2 separate regions of the Mus musculus genome follow, and region 2 is linked to region 1. The links are chromatin loops, found by intact Hi-C in ENCODE. Cell type or tissue: heart. All regions are shown on one strand. Each heading gives the region's core, and the rest is flanking DNA. Links, peaks and the distances in the headings are about the cores only.

What was found. Peaks named below come from ENCODE experiments on the same cell type or tissue, not always from the same donor. Only the 100,000 strongest peaks of a DNase experiment are listed, where the experiment ranks them.
Region 2: it touches region 1 in a loop (1.9-fold over the local background); 6 of 42 quality-filtered maps call a loop at or near these places.

The regions. Positions count from the first base shown.
Region 1 is chr13:74,161,147-74,163,962 of GRCm38, reverse strand. Slc9a3 (solute carrier family 9 (sodium/hydrogen exchanger), member 3) reads right to left here. Exons shown (of 16, transcript NM_001081060.2): 10 at 2,137-2,266; 11 at 828-943; 12 at 151-280. Among named protein-coding and RNA genes, the nearest start is that of Gm41003, 40 kb to the right of the region's middle. In heart, for the core only: no CTCF peak of the experiment used is centred there; no DNase peak of the experiment used is centred there.
Region 2 is chr13:74,097,909-74,100,724 of GRCm38, reverse strand. It overlaps a transcript of Slc9a3 not described here. Among named protein-coding and RNA genes, the nearest start is that of Slc9a3, 22 kb to the left of the region's middle. In heart, for the core only: no CTCF peak of the experiment used is centred there; a DNase peak (open chromatin) is centred at 1,614.

The DNA of each region.
Region 1 (2,816 bases), core at 254-2,753:
AGCCATCCCTGTGGACCCCTTGTCTGAGAAGAAGGCAGACACTGCTGTAGGTGTGTGGCTGGGTTTCACCAGCCACATCACATGAGGGGATGACAAAGGCTTACCCTGTGGGATAGGAGGGCTCTGGGTGTCTCATCTCATGGTACCCACCTCCTGCCGAGGCTTGTACAGGTACTGTTGCAGTGTGTGGTGGGTGACCATGTCCTCGGTGTCACGGATGCTCCTCCGCCTCTGTTCCAAGGACTGCATGTCCAGGCATACAGCACTGACATTTTCCCTCCTGCAGGAACCAACACTGAGCCCAGGGGAGCAGCTACACAGAAGTCACCTGCCCTGCTTAGGTACTTCATAGTCCCTTCCTGCCTCAGGACTGCTTGGATGGTTTCCCAGAATACCTTCTAGATTTCTGTGTAAAGTTGAACCCCAGTGCCACCAGTCCCCCTCTACAGCCCAACTATGACTCCTGAGGCCCACAGCCTCTCATAAGTGCTAGAATAGCCACCATCATAAAAACTGACAATTAGCTGCTCAGGGCTAAAGGACATGAACTTCTAAACACGCCAGGCATCTGCTGCTAACCCTTCCTGCCTTTTTCCTTCTCTCTAATCTCAGTGCTTCACAGTCCTGCTGACTGCTGAATAAAGGTGTGCTTTCACAGATGGGGATGCAGGCATCTTTCTGTACCCTTCTCCTATCCTGGTCAACTTATACTTTCCTTACTCAGTTGCCTTAGGCCCTGTAGGAGGAACTAGTAGGCTTAATGGTCATAAGAGAGATGCTTTTTAGGGGTACACTTTACCAGGGGAGTTTATGAACTGGTCACATACAAGAAATATGAGACAGACGCCTCCACAGTAGATGGGCGGGGTGTGTTGAAGTCCACATTGACCATATTGTCCGTACTTGGGGAGCGAATGAAGGCCAGGGACCCACGGCGCTCTCCCTACAAGGAGAACATAGACTCATTAGCACTCAAGGATGTCCCTTAGGTGGCACCTGCCATGTCGAAAGATCCTGTGACCAAGCTGAAGGGCCTGTGGACTCGGGCAGGCAGAGATGAAGCTCAAGGAAGATCAGCCTTCCTGGGACCCCGTGCAATGTCCCTAGACACTTTGCAGCTCAACGAGGGCCAAGATACAGAGTAAGAGCTGGAGTTGGGTCCAAGCAAAAGTCATCAAAGTCTCACTTGAGAGGAGTAGAGCTAAAGGTTGAGCAGAAAAAACAAACAAACAAACAAAAAACAAAAAACAGTAGGTAAAAACAGAATCTCTTAAAGGACACAAAAATATCTAGGGTATACCACCCCAGCTTGAAGGTTGGGGAGGTAATTTTTGTCCCCATCAGAGTCTCTGAGTGGCAATGGTCATGGGGTCATATGGTGCTTAATTGGGACTTATGTCTATTAATAAAGGATGTCATGGAGCCCAGACAGGAGTGGGTGGGTCATGGATGAACTGGCCACAAGACAGTCACATGTATGTCATTGAAGGATTTAATATGAATATGTACAACATATATGTCTATGTTGTTTCTATGCATACATGTATTTATGACTATGTATGTATGTATGTATGTATATATGTATGTATTCGTTTACATGTACCTGGGTATGTGTGTGTTCATATTTGTAAATGTAAGCATTACTATACATTTGGGTGTGCATGTATCAGCCATGCCTTTGTGTATGTATGTACATGTGAGGCTGCTCCTTAAGGTCATCAGCCATTAGAAAATATCTACCAACTTGTTTCTGAGTACAGTATATATGTGTGAATAGGTAGAGGACCTGGGCCCATTACCCATTTCCCAACGTCTTTCATTCTTTTTAGGGAAAATAAGGCATTCATACTCCTCTAGAGCCTAGTCTCCATGATCAGGAGGATTTGGTTTCTACCAAAACCACAGCATCTAGATAGTCACTGTACCTATGCCTCTGGTTCTTGAGTGACAGGGAACTCTGACATGCCCTATTCCTAGAGTACAACTCCACAATTCACAAGAACATTTGTGGTGAGCCACTCAAACATAGCACACAAGGGTCACACATCACTGCCCTCTGCCTATGCCCTAGACCGCATCTGATGTTTTACTTTAGCCCTCAACTTCAGCAGAGGGATAAACAGGATATTCTAGTACCTCAGCCACATAGCTGATAGCATCCTTCAAATTCAGCTCATGGAAAACATTCAGGATCCGATCTCGAGATTTTTGAGCAGATCTTCTCATGAGGACTTTGCTGAGGAACTTCCGGTCAAAATTGGACCACCTGGGGGACAAAAGATCACATCAGCACTGAGAGTCTGGGTCTGTCTGCCCCATGTAGATTAGAACAAGGTCAGAAGAGGCAAGTGCCTGCCAGAGCTAGTCAACATAGAACCATCCTTTTTTGCCTTTAATCCCAGCACTCGGAAGGCAGAGGCAGGTAGATTTCTGAGTCTGAGGCCAGCCTGGTCTACAAAGTGAGTTCCAGGGCAGCTAGAACTAACTAGTTAACATAGAACCATCCTTTTTTTTTTCCCTCCTGGATTTTATTTATTGTAACAACCTGAAAGTGAGTTTTAAAGTGAAAGGTCATCATGCCACCTCAGGTCTCATCCTTTGCATTCTTCTATTGTTGGCAGTGACTGGCAGTGCCATTTCTTTTTTTTTTTTTAGGTAACAAAATGGACAGGTTTCCAAGTGTCCATCTGACCTTCCAAGTGCTGTGAGGACAGGGCCAAGATTAAGACAGCAGTAGGCATTTTTCCAACTCCCAAGACATTCTTGCCTAGGATGTGTTGCTCAAGTGAACTCTGCAGCCTCAGGTGGACTCCAGG
Region 2 (2,816 bases), core at 119-2,618, 63 kb after region 1:
GCGTGCCAGAGATTCTAAGACAACAAATAAAACTAAACCCCCAAAGGAAGTAAAATGAAATCATAGAGAAAAGGGAAAACTAAACAAAAGAGAACAAAGAATGGATGGAACAAATAGAAAACAAAAATAGCCTGTTTAAGTTCTACCTTTCACAATCACATTAAATATAAATGGTCTAAACACTACAATTAAAATGATTTTTAAAAGTGTTTCAGATTGGAGGTGGGGGCATCTAAGGTCCAGTTATCTATTTCTTAAAAAACATAACATAACAAAACAAAACAAAAAACAAACACAACTTTTAAGTATAAATAAAAAAGTTAAGCTAAAACTAAAGTCTTGGAGAAAAACCACATTGTGTTGGTCATAATCAAAGAAAGTGAGGATGGCTAAAGTAATGACAAAGTTGGAAAGAACTCAAGTGAGCACCATAATGAAAGGTTATGGTTCACTTATATAATGGGATACAACTAGCCTGTGAACATGACTAAGGCTGTGCCTCAGATCAGAACTGAGTCTCAGAACAGCTCTTCTGAGTGAAGGCAGAAAGACAAAAGGTTAAAAGTCACGGTGTATAATTCTGTAAGAGTTCTAGAAGATGAAAACTGGCTATCCCTTCAGGGTGAGCCAGGTTGGCTGTGCTAAGATGGGTCATGAACAGGGAGGGAACTTCAGGGACACAAGGACCTATGGGTGATGGAAAAATCTCTTATCTTGTTTATGGTGGTATTTTCTCCAGTAGAGACACATGTCAGAACATAGAATTGATTCTTTATAGGGTTGATTGTATGTCAATTGACCCTCAGTAAAGCTGTTAAATAAAATGTAGGCGAGTGAGGAACTTTATATTAGTTCTTACATTTAAAAAAAAAAAAGTGACTTCCACAGCCCAGTGCTATGCAGCTCCAGTGACCCTTGCCAGAATAAACGTCCAATCATTCCTGTCCTCGTGCAAGGTCCAGTCTTCACATATTTTCTCCTACTCTACTTATCTAGGAGGAGAAGACTCCATTATGGAAAGAGGAGACTGGGCTCTGGAAAAGAAACCACAGACTAAGCCCGATGGTAATTAGTAAGAGCTTCAGCTGGGGAGGTGGATGCTGCCCTCTGAGCATCCTTCACCCTGAGATTCCAGTCCATTCTTCACATGGCTGAGCAGAAACTGGCTAGACACACCAAAAGAAGACAGGAAGAACAGGAAACCAGGCAGCAGGGGTATCTAGCCTTGCTCTACTCTCCCTATAAACTCTCCTCCCATTTTGAGTTTTATATGCAAATCATCGAGTGCTGCCTTCACCTCCCTTCTGGGGCATCTCCCAGGTTGTCAACTCTTGCTTCACTCAGATTGTAGAGCATTTTTACGACAGGGGAAATAAACGAATATTGCCTTTCACCAAATCACAGGGCACCTTATCTATTTAGGGTGTACACCCCTACCTACTTCCCAGAGGAATTTCAATCAGGTTATAAAATTATCCTCAACATAGAACAAGATAACTATAAATAGAAACGAAACTCAGCACCCAGCCTCTTCTAGGGTGCCTGGGAGGTTACAGAAGTCAAATACTGGAGTGGGCTCTGAGATGAGGTGTGGCTATCTCACTGGGTGACCTTGCACTTCTATGAGTGGAACGCACCGCCGGGGACAACACTGCCTCCACACACTGCCATTTCGTGAATAATCAGCACAACAATTCCTGTTGGCACAGGGCAAGTATGGCAACTGGGTTCTGCCTTCAGGGACCCTGTCTTACCTAATTCGCAGCAGCTGGGGAAGTTGGTGGCTTACCCCTAGAAAATGAGACCCTTAGGGAAATGCTGCTTCCCTCAAGGAGAGTGAACTGGTAGTGCTTCTGGGAGAGCTTGCATCCCCGATCTGCTTGGGGAACAGAGGCGAGATCTACTGCCCAGATGACCAGCCATTCCGAAACAATCCCTGACTACAAGGCTCCTGAATCTGACCTTTAGGTGTGAATCCCTAAAGTTCCCTCCAAAACTGCCCACCACCAACGATAGAGGTTTGCACACACACAGAACTGTGTGATCAGGGGCAAATCCTTTTATATTACCAGTTTGATATAAGGTAATTATGTGTGGGAAAGGCCAAGTTTGACTAAGCATGGCTCCTAGGTGTGTACCCATGCAGGACCATGGGGGAGCATAAAATCTGACTTGTGGCTATAGTTGATTCTGACTCAAACAAATGGTATGGCTAATATGCTGGCATATTCCTGTAATCCCAACACCTAGGAGTCAGAAGAATGAGTATTGCCACAAGTCTGAGGTTAGCCTGGACTATACAGTGAGTCTGAGGCCAGCCAGGACTACAAAGCAAGACTGTGTCTCAAAAGAGCCAAAATCTAGGAATCCGGGAGATGGCTCATTTAGTAAATCCCTTGCCTTGGCAGGCATGAGTAGTTCAGCTCAGATCTTCAGCACCTACATGAAAGCAGGTTGTACTGGCATGAACCTGTAATCCCAGCACTCAGGAGTTCAGGTTGAGTCAGCTTTGGAGCTCACTGACGAGCCAGTCCAGCCAATTAGTGATCTCCAGGTTCACTGAGAGACCCTGCCTCAAACACTGAGATAGAGAGAGAGAGAGAGAGAGAGAGAGAGAGAGAGAGAGAGAGAGAGAGAGAGAGAGAGAGAGAGAGAGAGAGAGAGAATTACTTCTGGCTTCCATACAAGTTCATATATATATATATATATATATACATATATATATATATATATATATATATATATACACATTCACACACACACACACACACACTAAGTCAATGATCTAAAAATCAAGAACAAAAACTCAAAATAGC